4 separate regions of the Homo sapiens genome follow, and regions 1, 2 and 3 are each linked to region 4. The links are chromatin contacts, found by Hi-C or POLR2A ChIA-PET in ENCODE. All regions are on one chromosome and are shown on one strand. The core of a region is the stretch at or near the end of the contact, and the rest is flanking DNA. Distances in the headings are between cores, read along the strand shown.

Region 1 (3,632 bases), core at 841-3,340, 770 kb before region 4:
TTTGAGATGGAGTCTTACTCTGTTGCCCAGGCTGGAGTACAGTGGCGCAATCTCCGCACACCACAACCTCTGCCTCCCGGGTTCAAGCAATTCTCCTGCCTCAGCCTCCCGAGTAGCTGGGACTACAGGCACGCGCCACCACGCCCAGCTAATTTTTGTATTTTTAGTAGAGATGGGGTTTCACCATGTTGGCCAGGATGGTCTCGATCTCCTGACCTCGTGATCTGCCCACCTCAGCCTCCCAAAGTGCTGGGATTACAGGCGTGAGCCACCGCGCCCGGCCTCCTTCCTTTCTTGTATTTCAGGTTCCTTCCTACATTCTACGCATCTCAAAGTACTATATCTGCCACTCAAAGTAACCGAAACGCTTTGATATTTTGGGGGTTCTATACCTGTCTGCTGTTTCAGTTCCCTGGACCAAAAAAAAAAAAAAAAAAAAAATCGAAAATTGACAATTGAAAGAAAATCCTAAGGCAAACACTGTTCCAGTCATTACTGAAGACTGCAGAGGTAAATGCAGATTATTTCTTCTCTCCATCTCTTTTGTTTGAGACAGGGTCTTGCTCTGTCGCCCAGGCTGGAATGCAGTGGTGCGACGTGGCTCACTGCAGCCTCGACCTCCCGGGCTCAAGCAGTTCTCCCACCGCAGCCTCCAGAGTAGTACAGGCGCGTAACATCGCTCCCAGCTAATTTTTGAATTTTTTTGTAGAGACAGGGTTTCGCCATCTTGTTCAGGCTGGACTCAAGTAATCCTCCCACCTCGGCCTCCGAAAGTGCTGCGATTACAGGCATGAGCCACCGCGCCCAGCCCTTCTCTATCTCTTAAACACATCCTGAAATGTCCTTTCTTTAAAGTAAAAACTCGGGGAAAAAAAAGAACCCAATAGTTCTAGATGACCATTTACTTTCCGGTATGTTGCCTAGCTCTGAATGAGCCTGGCTTTTTAAGTGGCTGGAAGAAGCTCAAAGTGTTTTTTTTAAGTTTTGAGGGAAGGAGCTGGATCCAGATGTTTATAACTTCGACTCTCTCCTTTGCTAAAATAAAAAGTATTAAAGAGAAAAGCAAAGGAAGAGGGGTAGTATGTGTAAGCAAATAAATTCCACACATGAAAGCTGAAGACACAAGGGAAAACCAACCCTTTAAAGCCCAAGCAAGTTAAGAATTCTCTCCCTCAATTTCTTTCAAAACAAAAGGGCACACACAATCCTTCCCGAAGCAGCAACGCCGGGGGGAGAAGCCAAAATGTTGCATCATACAGAACACTCCGCGCTTGAGAAACGAGAAAGCCAGTAAATGCCCAAGACAGAAAAACACAAGTTGGGAATCTCGGTCTTTTCCGAAGGTCCAAGAGCACCTGCTCTTTGGTAAATTTGTTTAAGATTGCATCGAAAATTAAAGTTTCCGTTTCAGACCAGTGGGGAGCAAATGCTTTTTCAAAAACGCGTTCAAAGAAGTTCGTTTGAAAGCTCATCGGGCGGCGGGCCGCAGTTCGGGCTCCGGGCGGCGGACCGGAGCGCTGGGGAGCGGGTGGGGCCGGGCCCCGGCGCCCGGGCGGGGGGTGGTGACAGGACCCGCGCGCGCCCGGCGCTGGGGCCCCGGGGCAGGCAAGTCCCGCCCGTGGGCTCTTCCCGACCCACCCGGGCGCGGGACGCTGGTCTGGCGTCCGCCGATGCCTACGCGCTGGAGACGGTGGCCGCCGCCCGGGTCCCCAACCCGGACCCCTCGACGGGCCCTCGGAGGCGGGAAGGCGCGGGCGGCCCCCAGACAATGGGCCGGGGGCGCGGGTGCCCGCAGCGGGACGGGTGCTGGCGCCGAGCGGGGGCGCCTCAGGAGAGCCCCGGGACGCCGCTCCCCGCAGCCGGGAGGGAGCCGGGGGATCTGCCGGGCGGGACCGCGAGGCGAGCGCTCACCTTGACGAAGAGCTCGATGAGGGGCTCTTTGTCCTCCTCCTTCAGCCCATTCAGCGGCATCGACAACGCCATGGCCGGCTCGGCTGCGCTCCGCGAACGGCGAGGGCTGCTGCTGCTGCTGCTGCTTCTGCTCCGGGACTGCTCCGGCTGCCGGTTCCCGCCGTGCTGCTCGCTGGACTGTCCGGCGTCGAGCTGGCCACGGCTTCAGCTCCTCAGCACCGCCCCACGCCCCCCGCGCCACTCTGAGCCAGCCGCAGCCCGAGCCGCTTCAAACGGCTGGGAGGGGCGCCGGGGGCGGGGCCTCGGGCTGTAGGCAGGGCCAAGGCGCGGCGCCTCGGGACTCTCCGGGGAAAATAAGGCGGCAGGAGCACGGGGGCGTGGCCTCGAGCGGGGAAGGCGGAGGGACCGCTCCGGAGCCGAAGAAAGGACCTCTGCGGCGCCCCACAGCTGGTAGGGGGCGTGGCCTTGGTGGGCGGTACAAAGCTCAGGCTCTGGCGGGCGGGACCCGGGTACGCCTCTCTAGGGGACTGGTGCGGGGGGGAAAGGAGGGGAGGAATTCCCCAGGGGCCCGAGCCTGACACTGCCTCCCGCCGCAGCGCCTGCGCGTCCTCCGCAGCTGCTGCTGTTGCTGTGCCAGGTGACCTCATGCCTCGGCCGCCCTGGGGAAGCTAGGAGGCGCCTCCTACCCACTCCCCCGCTGCAGCACCCCAGGACTCATCGCCCTTTCCCGCAGCGGCTACCTCCCCAAGTCCCTCTATTACGCGGAGTTGCCTTTTCCAAGACAACTTACTGGAAAGTTTTCATCGCCTGGGGAACACCTTTTTCTTCTGCCTCTGACTTCGTTTTTCCCTTTGACGCTCCTGATCGTTTCGATCTTGGCAGCCAGCATATTCACAAATATATATATATATATATATATTTTTTTTTTTTTTTTTTTTGAGACGGAGTCTGGCTCTATCGCCTAGGCTGGAGTGCAGTGGCGCGATCTCGGCTCACTGCAAACTCTGCCCCGGGTTCACGCCATTCTCCTGCCTCAGCCTCCCAAGTAGCTGGGACTACAGGCACCCGCCACCGCGCCCGGCTAATTTTTGTATTTTTAGTAGAGACGGGGTTTCACCGTGTTAGTCAGGATGGTCTCGATCTCCTGACCTCGTGATCCGCCCGCCTCGGCCTCCCAAAGTGCTGGGATTACAGGCGTGAGCCACCGCGCCGGGCGCATATTCACAAATATTTATGAAACCTTACTGTGTTTCAGGCTCTGAGCTAGCCCTTGGAGAGTAACAACTCCCAAAGCTCAAGATCTTGAACTGCAATCTCAGTGCCTGCAGGCCACTAAGGACTTCCAAGTCGTTGTCCATCTTGTTCCCCACTGCCCACACCCATTTCTTCCCCCCGGCTCACCTGTCAAATTTGAGTGTGCATCAGAATCACCTAGGTGCTACACGCAGCCCCGCTTTTTGTGTTTCCCAGATCCTCTGGGAAAAAGAGAAATCCACATCTTAGCAAGCACCAGGACAATTCTGAAGTAGGTGGTCCGCAAACCAGTTAAACTGCCCTGGGATTTAAGCCCCCGAGGGCAAGAGCTGTGCTTGCCTTGAGATTGTAGGCACCTGGTCCTAGTTTGCTGCTGTTGAGTGCCTGGGGCAAGTTTCACCTCCTCTGGAAACAATTACTTGTGCCCTTTTCTGACTTTCCATAATACTTGACTCACAGCTACTCCT
Region 2 (3,585 bases), core at 390-2,889, 520 kb before region 4:
ATATCTGGCTCCTGAATTATGTGTTTACAGAGTTTAAGATATTGAACCAAAGCCAATGAAATAGTCTTAAAACAAATTACTTTACATCGTATGTAATCACAGCTACAGATAAATCAATTGCTTCTTTTGCCAAATAGTACATCAGAGACTTCTATGAAAAGTTCAAATAAATGTGGTGTACTTGGTGGCTTCCAACAAGTGGAAGCGAATATTTTTGGCTTTCAGCACTACAGGAAAACATCACTTTAAATAATCCTTGTTTGTATCTGAAACACGGATCTGGATTGCTTCCTACACTAGAATCCTAATCTCTAAAGGAGATGATCAGATTTTGCACGGAAGCTAGAAGAATCAACCTGGAACAGATCACTCCTGCCCTACCTGTCCAGGCGGCGGACAGAAGCAGACAGACAAGTTTCAAGAAGTTAGGGAGTCACTAATGCGATGGTGATCCACGCACCGTGGGGGAAGCGGGGCAAGGGAGAAAGACAGGGGGCTTCCACCTTCCAGGCGCCCCTACACCGCTCCTGCCTTCACAGGCAGGCTGGGCCTGTCGGCTTTTCAAAAGGTCAAACACACTTGGTGGGAGAAAATCGTTGGTGGAGAAGACAAAACATTTTTGTTTTGTTTTCCGGGACACCACCCTCGAGGCTGCCAGACTAGACCCCGCGCGCGAGAAGGGTGCGGCGGGAGGCGAGGTCGCGGGAGGCGAGGTCGCGCGCGGTAGCATCTCCCGGTCCCGCGGCTCGGAGTGCCCACCCCTCCCGGACTTCTCGGGGCGGCTTTTTTTTTTTTTTTTTTTTTTTTAACTTTTCATGCACCACCCCCCCCACCCGCCCCGCCCCGCCCCGCCCCGCGCTGGGTGCAAACCTGCTGGAGAGGCCGGGCGCCGTGGGGCCTCACCTGCACGCCCCGCCGCCGCAGGACGGGAGCCGGGAGGGCAGCGGACGGGCCCGGGCTGCCCGACGGGGCTGCGGGGAGCCGGACGGCGCGAGCTGCGGGGCCTCTGGGAGCCTGGTGGGCGGCGGGCGGGGCCGAAGGCAGAGCCGGGAGCCGCCTGCAGCAGCAGCCTCGCCGCCACGCCCTCGACGCCGGCGAGAGCGGCCCCCTGGGCTGGGACTAGGGCGGTGTCCCGGCTGAGCTAGGCTGCCGGCGCCGCGCGCCCGCCTCGTCCCCTCCTGTTCTGGCAGGGCGCGCGCACGGCGGCGCAGGCGCCAGAGCCCAGGACAAGGCGGGGACCCGGGCGGGGACCGGGGCGGGGGCGCGCGGGGGCCGGGGTGGGGGTGTCTCGCCGCGCGCGCCCTCCTCCCGCTCCTCCGGGTTCCTGGTCCCCAGCCTGTGGGGGGCTTGGGCTGTAGCGCTGGGGCGGGGGCTTTAGATCACCCCGAAAACAGGACCTCTGGCGACCTTCTCGTTTTCCACCGGGAGCGGAGAGAGCCGATCTCCTTTTCCTGCTAGCCCCGTAGGACAGTCCCCGGAGCAGCTCATAGGAATATGACGAACGTTTACTCAGGGCTGGTTACTATGTACACTGCGCCCCGCGCGCGGCGAGTTTACCTCGGTTCACCTCCCGGCAACCGGCGGCCCGGATATTATCAGATGCTGTGGGCTTCCCGGCGCCTCATTGCCCGAGGAGAGGCGGCCGCAGGTAGCTGAGCTGGAGCTAGCACAAGGTGTGGGACGGCACAGGCTGGGTCCCGCCCTGGCGGGTACAACCCTCTTCCCCTTACCCACTCCTTCCCCTCCCCTCCCATCCCCTCCCCTCCTCTCCTCCCCACTCGTGCTCTTCTCCCTCCTCCCGCTCTCCCTCCTCCTCTTACTCCTCTTCACCCTATGCCCTATCTACCGTTGTCATACAATCCACATGTTTAATGCTTTCTTTTTCGTGTAAAAACCCTTCCACGCAGTCTTGCTTGTCTCCGACGCCTTAGGAGACCATGGGACATGATTACAACTATTACGCAAAGGGAAGAGCCGGGGTCTAAGCTGTTGAGCGAGTTTCAGTGATAGGACCGAGGCTTACATTGGCAGGTATTATTACCACCAATAACAACTATGATGACAAAGCTCCTGAGCCCAACTTGGAAGGCAGCTGGTGTCTCTTCCCTTAGCCGGCAGAGAAGGAAGCAGGGTCACACAGCAGGGAAAATAACTGGGCTCATCTCCCACCTACAAGGACGCGCAGTCACGCAGTGGTGCGCACCCGTAGTCCCAGCTAACTCAGGAGGCAGAGGTGGGAGGATCGGTTGAGGCCAGGAGTCTGAGACCAGCCTGGACAGCATAGCAAGACTCCGTCTCAAAAAAAAAAAAAAAAAGGAATGTGCAGTTAGAAGAAAATCAGCTCTCATTACCCACTCAAGACCTTTCAGAGGCAAAGTGAGGCACAGTGAAGCTTAACATCAAAGGCACTCAGCGCCTGCATCATGGGGCAGGAAGATGGACTAAAATGTGTACAGCACATCTAATCCCTGTTAGATGTAAACTAAGAAATCAGGGTTGGATTATGACCCCAAGGGCTCCCCAGCAGTTGAGCCCAGCATAGTCACCGAGGTATGTCCAGCAGATCGCCCCTCCTACTTCCTGCTTGCTGCTTCTGTGGTTCCTGCTGCCTCCAACCGTGCTGCTCCTGCTCCCCATCTTGTCTTAAACTAAGTTCTTCACTTTCATTCGTTTAACTAATATTGATGGCAAGCTGCTTCTTTTGTCAAGGTCACTCTAAGGACTATAGTAATTATTTTTTCTCTAAATTCCTCTAACACAGCAACTTTTGCAAAAATTGAGGGTTGTTTTTTTTTTTTTTTTTGGTGTTTTTTTGTTTGTTTTGAGATGGGTCTGCTCTGTTGCCTAGGTTGGAGTGCAGTGGCACAATCATAGCCTCAACCATCCAGGCTCAAGTGATCCTCCCATCTCAGCCTCCTGAGTAGTTGGGACTACAGGCACATGCCACCATGCCTGGCTAATTTTTCTACTTTTTGTAGAGACAAGGTTTCACAATGTTGCCCAGGCTGGTCTCAAACTCCTGAACTCAAGCAATCCTCCTGCCTTGGCTTCCCAGAGTGCTGGGATTATAGGCGTGAGCCATTGCACCTGGCCAAAAAATTGAGTTTTCACATCAAATGAGATTGGAAACAGCTGCATTCCATAGCCCTGCCTGGAGATGTCTGATGCACGTTCACACAAAAAAAATGGCCCTGAGAGATCCTAAGTCAAACAACCAGATTAGCTTAATTTAGTTTCCCTGAGGTATTAGGCCCTGTGTGGGTGTTGGGCTTGCAAGGGTAAGGTCCATAGAGATCTGCCACCTGAGGAGCTCACAGATGGGGGAGACAGTGATTGTGATACAGTTGTATTTGTGCACTGAGACATTTGCAAAGTGCTGACAAAGCAGAGGAAGAAGTGAGCAATCCTACATGATGGTTCAGGGAACGGGGTTCGCATTTTCCAGTATTATTCAAGATTCTCTTTTTTTCATGGAATACATCAATCAGACTGGGTTAAGCAGCAAATGGAATGCATTGACTCACATAATAGAAAAGTTTGGGGCTTCAGGCATGGCCGGATTCAGGGGCTTAAACTACGACATTA
Region 3 (3,528 bases), core at 302-2,801, 960 kb after region 4:
TTATTTAAATGTTGACTACACGCACATATATATCCAGGTTGTTTTTTCCAACTAGACCGACCATTAAATCTCCAGAAAAGGCCCAAGTCTAAAGTCTGCGCCCTAATACTGCCCCAGTGCCCTGCACACAGTGTCCCATGTGGTCCTTTGTTTCAAGGGCTGATGATACCCTGTAACAACATGAATGTGGGAATTACATTCCACTTCCATCACTTATTTAGCTTTGTGACTTTAGGCAAGTTGCTTAAATTGTGTGCCTCAGTTTACTCATTCCTAAAATAGGGCTAGCAATACCTGCCCGTTGATATTTAACAACAACAAAAAAAAGTAATGTTGGTGACACGCTGAATATAGCATCTAGGACACAGACATTTGAGGCAGTCACTGTCTGTATATACTGTTTGGAGTCAAATCTTTTCTTCCCATATATTTGCATTTTGACTATTATTTGCTCTCTCAATCAGCAGCTTCCTCATCTGCAAAATTCTGCGCCAAAAGATCGCTGAGAGGATTTTAAAAAAGAAAAAAAAAAAGACTAGAACTCCTACCACACAGCAGGGTTTTGCTCAAACAAAAACAAAAGCAAAAACGACCCTTTCTTTTCATCTCCCCGGCTAAGGCGATTTCTTCAGCATCAACCTACAGCCCCCTCGTGCACCCAGCTGAAACGCCATCAATATCGCCCAACAGCTTCCAGACCTATCTGTGAACAAACAAGTGAGGTCTCCAAGAACGCCAACCGTAACCCCACGTCAGGGAGCCATTTTCCAGTCAAGAAAATGAAAAGGTGTGCAAGAAAGACCTAAGGAATAAAATACCCCTCCCAGCAATCATCGATGCCCCTTCCCACGTCGCTCGGGACCCAGCACAAAGACCGCAGTCAACACCGGCAAAGACTTTTCCTTTCTCACCCCACCCGTCCAGCTAGAGGGGACGTGGCGTGCGCAGCGATACAAGGGGAGGTCTGAGTGGTCGCAGGGCCCAAGACCCGGCGGCGGCGGGGGAGGGCGGAGAAGCCTCGGGGAAGCTCGGCACCAGGCGGTGTCGTTTGAGGGAAGGGTCGAGCCTTACCTTCGCCCGCTTGCGCCGGCTGGTCCGACGCCCCTCCGGAGTCTCTGCTATTCCAGTTTCCATGGGGGTCGCAGACCCAGGCACGACAGTAGGGCCGGCCTGAGGCCCTGCGGACCCCGGCGGTTCCGCCAGGCCCCCGGGGGGCGAGGCCCGCGGAGGCTCTTTCTTGCGGGGTGTGCGCTCCCCCACCGCCCCCGGCCCGACCTCGGCTGGGCCCGACAGGCCCGCGGGCTGCGCGGCCACCTCAGACCCGTTCTCGGAGCCGCCTGCTGTCCCAGGGCCAGCCTCCGTCCCGGTTGCTGCCGCTGCAGCCGCCGCCGCCGCGGCTGCCGCCTTCTTCCCAGATAACATCTCGGGCCGCCGGGCCGCCGACGGCCGTAGGGGCCGCTCGCTCTGTCGCTCCGTGGGTCCGAAAAGCCTTGCCTCGCCTCGCTTCACGCTGCCCGCGCGCCGCCAACCGCCGTCGCGTACGCACGCGCCAAGCGCGCTCCCGCCGCGCCGGGACAAAAAGGGTCGGAGACACCCACGAGCCCCGCCCCTCCCCCGCAGCCATAGAGCGGCGTTCTCGCGGCTAGAGTGGCACCGCAGCAAAGAACGTGTAGCTTGCCTAGAGCGTCTCCCCGGCGTTTGGAGTGGGACCTGGCACAGTCCGTGGTCTTAGGGCTTCTGGGCCAGACTAAACCTCCGAAGGTGACCATTTCCTCCAGGGACTTTCGGGTTTGCATGCGTGCGTTCGTTCATTCACTCACCCAATTATTCGTTAATTCAACCAGTATTTATTAATGCTTGCCTACTACGTAACAAGGGTTACATTATGAAGTTCTAGCTTTCAAAGAACTTACAGTCTAATGGGGGAAAACACTGAAATATGTTGGTAGAGCGTCTTACTTATTCATAATTGCCCTGCTTGGACTGGGCAAAAAACTTGGAGAGCACAGCAGTTTCGATGGTAGTAAAATGGAGACAAGTTACGAAATCCAGGTTTGAGTCCAGACGGAATTGCTCTTGTCTCCAAGCCTTTGTTCATGCTTTTCCTTCTGGCTGGACCCCAACCTCATTCGCACTCCATGTCTTGCGCTTCTCCCATCCCCCATGTCCCCCATCCCCCATGTCCCCCATCCTTCATGTCCCCCATCCCCATCCACATAACACCTCTTTCTACTCCAGGTTAATTCTTTCTAATAATGATAGTAGCGGTTTATTCTTTTAATTTTTCGAGGAATCCCTTGCTAACCCAAAACTGGAACAGGTCGTGTACTTTTAGCATGCGTGTACTTATTACACAAACAATTGTCTTTTTAATAGTCTGTCTCTTCGAAGTGAAATTGTCAAAAAATTATTCCATTTACATGAAGTTCAAGAACTGGTAAAACTAATCTCCAGTAATAGGCTCCAATCAGCCCTTGCCTGAGATGGGGGTCGGGGGTTGACTGCAAAAGAACAAGAAAGAACTTGCTGGGGGTGATGGAAATGTTTTATATCTTGATTAGGGTGATGGTTACATAGGTGTATATATTTGTCAAAACTCTATGAACTATCCATGTAAAACAGGTATGTTTTATGTAACTGTAGTACTTCAGTAAAGTTGTTTTTTGTAAAAAACTAAGCAAACAGACAAAAAGGCAATCAAATGTAGAAAGGAAAAAAAGTAAAAGCTATGCAAGAAAGAAAATGTATCCGAGTGGCGTGGCACGCACTTGTAGTACCAGCTGCTCGAGAGACTGAGGTGGGAGAATCACTTGAGCCTAGGAGTTCATTCAAGTCCAGCCTGAGCAACATAGTGAAACTGCGTTTCTAAAAAAAAAGAGAAAAGAAAAAGAAAGAAAATATAATCATAGTACAACATATGGCTCAGCTGTGAACTGTATTAACATGACCATAAAAACGTAAGCAGTGAATATTGTTTTATTTATTTTTTCTGTTCTTTTGTTTGTTTGTTTCTTCTTTTTTTTTTTGAGACAGAGTCTTGCTCTGTTGCCCAGGCTGGAGTGCAGGGGTGCAATCTTGACTCAATGCAACCTCTGCCTCCCAAGTTCAAGCGATTCTCCTGCCTCAGCCTCCCCAGTAGCTGGGATTACAGGCGTGTGCCACCATGCCTGGCTAATTTTTGTATTTTTAGTAGAAACAGGGTTTCGCCATGTTGGCTAGGCTTGTCTCCAACTCCTGACCTCAAGTGATCCTCCCACCTCGGCCTCCCAAAGTGCAGGGATTACAGGTGTGAGCCACCGCGCCCCGCCGAGCAGTGAATATTGTTTTAACCAAAGTGATAGAATTACATTAAGAGAATGGAGAAAAAAGAAAGTTTGTGGGGAGAAAGATGAGAAGGTTTTAAGGATTTAGGGAAGTAGGGAGGTTGTTGGGGGAGGTGCTGCTTGGGAGCTAAATTATTTTTCACCATAAAAATATAATACATAATGTTGGCCAGGCGCGGTGGCTCATGCCTGTAATCCCAGCACT
Region 4 (3,139 bases), core at 223-2,722:
AATAATGCCTTTATGACTTTTTATTAAATAAAAGTTCATTTAATTTAACAGTACTTGAGTCCCTGCTACCTGCTTGGCACTGTGCCACACGCTGGAGGCATTCCAACTGAAGTCTCTCATCTCCAGAAGTTGACTCTTATCGAGCAGGAAATGGCTCTCAAAAGGGCCTCCAAAATCAAAACCATACTAAAGATTATTTGCTATTTTCATGCTCATTCTCTTACAAACGTGGAGTTTTCCAGAGGGTACATGATGTGTGATAAAGGGTAGTGGAGTGTGTCAAAGTTTTCTCTATTTTTTTTTTTTTTCTTTTTTGAGACGGAGTCTCACCCTGTCGCCCAGGCTGGAATGCAGTGGTGCAATCTCGGCTCACTGCAACCTCTGCCTCCCGAGTTCAAGCGATTCTTCTGCCCCAGCCTCCCAAGTAGCTGGGATTACAGGCGCGCGCCACTACGCCTGGCTAATTTTTGTATTTTTAGTAGAGATGGGGTTTCACTGTGTTGGTCAGGCTGGTCTCAAACTCTTGACCTCGTGATCTGCCCGCCTCGGCCTCCCAAAGTACAGGGAGGGATTACAGGCGTGAGCCACCGAGCCCAGCCGAAGTTTCCTCTATTTTAAGTTCTCATTAACTATTTATTAATAGGTATAACCCACACTTTTTTTAAAAAAAGCTCTTTGGAATCTTCCGTAATACACAAGAATATAAAGGCGTTCTGAGACCAAAAAGTTTGAGAACTGCTGCAATACAGGTCCGATGCATACCCAGGAAGCCGTCAGCAACAAAGAATACACTACAAATGACCACAGTCATGAACCTACAGTGTGAGGTTTGGTCCCACCCAGGTTGGGAGCCAAATGCGTGACTAAGTGGAGATGGCTAGGGTGTGGGTGAGGGGCAAAGGCAGGCTGAAAACACTGGAGAGACAGGCCCAGCTCTGCGCAAGGGCACACACCTCCTTCCTTTACACACTCAATACAAGCTGTAAATCCTTCTTTCGCAGGTCAGGGCATAACCTGGACCAAACGGGAAATTTAAGGCAAAATAAAAGCAGGACATTAACTTGGACCAACCGGGAAATTTAAGGCAGCCTCTCTGAACTAAATAGTTTAAAAATCTGTCCATTTAGTAGTAACCGCAAAGTTTGGCCTAGAGACTAAAACATCTGCTTCCTGATTTGGGGGTGGAGATGAAGTGGAGTGTAAGGTAGAAAACGGCGGGAAATGAAGACCTAAAGAAAGAAAGAACAGGCTTGGGGGAGGGTAAGAGGCACCGCAAGAAGCCAACGAATGACACCGACGCTGAGGCGCGTGCGCCAGCCCTCCGCATGCGCAGGCGGACGCCTGGTGTTCTCGCGGGAAAGAACCGTTGCGCCCGACTTTGCGCGGAGGTAGGAGGGGGAAGTGGAGGCGGGAGTGAAGTCTCGCGAGAAGAGTCGGTTGCCGTAGCAGAGCCCTCTAGCTGTGTGTGTCTGAGGCTCGGCCGCCTGAGCCGCGGACGGTTTGCTGAGCCCGTTAGTGCGCCCGGCCGAGACACGCCGCCGCCATGTCCCGCTACCTGCGTCCCCCCAACACGTCTCTGTTCGTCAGGAACGTGGCCGACGACACCAGGTAGGTACAAGGCAGGTACTCCGGGCCTAGGCGGGGAGGCCGCAGGCGCCTGGAGAGGACCCTGGTGGTGGCGGCACTGGGCCGGGGGAGGGGACGGAGTGAAGATGGCGGGTCCCGCGCCCGCTTTGGCGCCGAACTAGGCCGCGCAGCGGGCCTCAGCCGCCGCGTGGGAGCGAGGGCGGCGCCTCTGCCTTCGCCGGGCCGCGTGGCGGGGTTTTTCGGTCCCCCTCCCCCTCCGCAGTTTGCAGCCCCTTTCTCCCTGCTTCCTGCCGGCGCGAGCAGCCCCCCGCCGCGGCCTTTCCGCGACCCGACGGCCGCCCCCCATTGATTTGAAGTTCACATTCTTCGAGGTTCACGCCCCCTTGGCCCAGAGATTTTTTTTTTTCCCCAGCCAAAAAATAGTGAGATGAAATAACGGGATCGAGGGAGAGGAATGTTGCTACCATTTATCTTTGTTGTTGTTGCCGTTGTTAATATTTGGGGGTTTTAATCAGTTGGAGGTGTTTGGAGAAAGGGAGCGTTGAGATTTGGGGAGTTAGATTTTTCCAGTTAAATGTTGCGAGTAGTTTTTCTTATTTCCTGGAAATTCTGGTCACCCTTTGAAAAGGGAGGTTTGGGAAGCGTCAGTCATTAGGACGTTGACAGCTAAGTTAGATTAATTCAGACGTACCTTAAATAGGCTTTGTTCTCACCATTCCCTTGTTTCGAGTTGCCTTCAGATTATTTTGGAAGAGTTCTTACTACAAGATGAGGCTTTTTATTTCACAAATAATGAATCTACACACAGAAAATAAGTGGTTTGGGTTTTTGGTGTTTCGTGGGGGTTTTTTGCTAGCTTTGTGATTTGCTTTTGTCTTAAATTTAAGAAGGAAAGAAAGCAATAATTCTTTCCATAAATAATTCTTTCCATAATTTCTAATAGTTACGTTAGCATCTAGAGAAATTTTCTCTTTACGTCATCTTGACACTTAACTATTTAAGAAGTTCGATATTTGTGACTTTTTCAGACCATATTTATCTACTGTTAAGTGTGTAAATCTGTCGCTAAAATTGGGGAGTAAAAATAAGTGCTTGGTATTTTTCAGAGTGCTAGAGTCGATTTGATGCTGTAAAAGTAAAAAAAAAAAAAAAAACAAGGCTTATATACAACCTAATGCTGCTGTACCTTTTATGAAAAATGACGGCTGTAGATAAAAATAAGTTGTGGTCATTCCCTTGTACCATACATATGTCTGCTGTTGTCCTGTTAATGTAAACTGCATTTTTATCTTCCAAATTCTTGGATCCTAGCTTTCCTTCATCAAAAAGATATATTGCCTATACATCTTAAGGACTTGGACATAAAAATTTGAGGTCTTTTTATGATGTTTTAGGTCTGAAGACTTGCGGCGTGAATTTGGTCGTTATGGTCCTATAGTTGATGTGTATGTTCCACTTGATTTCTACACTCGCCGTCCAAGAGGATTTGCTTATGTTCAATATCCTTTCTTCAGATGGCTGATTAGTGAGGGGTGTTGAAGTTTGAAATTCA

The links. A loop is a pair of places that touch in the nucleus more often than their neighbours do. ChIA-PET counts read pairs that join two places held with the same protein, here RNA polymerase II (POLR2A). Pooled maps may share reads with other maps.
Region 1: a loop to region 4 is called in a map of CD8-positive, alpha-beta T cell, with 4 times the contacts of the local background. The contact joins the promoter of CLIC4 here to the promoter of SRSF10 in region 4. A Hi-C loop is called at or near these places in 1 of 168 maps with a recorded cell type or tissue (CD8-positive, alpha-beta T cell), 6 of 37 single-sample maps with no recorded cell type and 10 of 50 pooled maps. POLR2A ChIA-PET finds 5 or more read pairs at or near these places in 2 of 52 experiments (activated B cell and activated CD4-positive, alpha-beta T cell).
Region 2: a loop to region 4 is called in a pooled map, with 18 times the contacts of the local background. The contact joins the promoter of RCAN3AS here to the promoter of SRSF10 in region 4. A Hi-C loop is called at or near these places in 7 of 50 pooled maps. POLR2A ChIA-PET finds 5 or more read pairs at or near these places in 2 of 52 experiments (A673 and activated CD4-positive, alpha-beta memory T cell).
Region 3: a loop to region 4 is called in a map of naive thymus-derived CD4-positive, alpha-beta T cell, with 12 times the contacts of the local background. The contact joins the promoter of KDM1A here to the promoter of SRSF10 in region 4. A Hi-C loop is called at or near these places in 1 of 168 maps with a recorded cell type or tissue (naive thymus-derived CD4-positive, alpha-beta T cell) and 6 of 50 pooled maps. POLR2A ChIA-PET finds 5 or more read pairs at or near these places in 3 of 52 experiments (activated CD4-positive, alpha-beta T cell, activated CD8-positive, alpha-beta memory T cell and activated T-cell).

The regions. Positions count from the first base shown.
Region 1 is chr1:24,743,905-24,747,536 of GRCh38, reverse strand. CLIC4 (chloride intracellular channel 4) reads right to left here and starts at 2,090. Exons shown (of 6, transcript NM_013943.3): 1 at 1,912-2,090. The coding sequence starts at 1,983. RefSeq lists silencers at 1,519-1,678, 1,779-2,488 and enhancers at 1,570-2,175, 2,176-2,781.
Region 2 is chr1:24,500,436-24,504,020 of GRCh38, reverse strand. RCAN3AS (RCAN3 antisense RNA) reads left to right here and starts at 1,639. Exons shown (of 2, transcript NR_144360.1): 1 at 1,639-1,673. It overlaps RCAN3 (RCAN family member 3), which reads right to left and starts at 1,185. Exons shown (of 5, transcript NM_013441.4): 1 at 871-1,185. RefSeq lists silencers at 843-1,342, 1,624-1,796 and an enhancer at 2,400-2,499.
Region 3 is chr1:23,017,491-23,021,018 of GRCh38, reverse strand. KDM1A (lysine demethylase 1A) reads right to left here and starts at 1,551. Exons shown (of 21, transcript NM_001009999.3): 1 at 1,072-1,551. The coding sequence starts at 1,422. RefSeq lists enhancers at 374-1,059, 1,060-1,747 and a silencer at 1,235-1,304.
Region 4 is chr1:23,978,660-23,981,798 of GRCh38, reverse strand. SRSF10 (serine and arginine rich splicing factor 10) reads left to right here and starts at 1,472. Exons shown (of 6, transcript NM_054016.4): 1 at 1,472-1,608; 2 at 2,982-3,086. The coding sequence starts at 1,544. RefSeq lists enhancers at 1,148-1,197, 264-1,254, 1,208-1,537, 1,968-2,017, 1,255-2,245.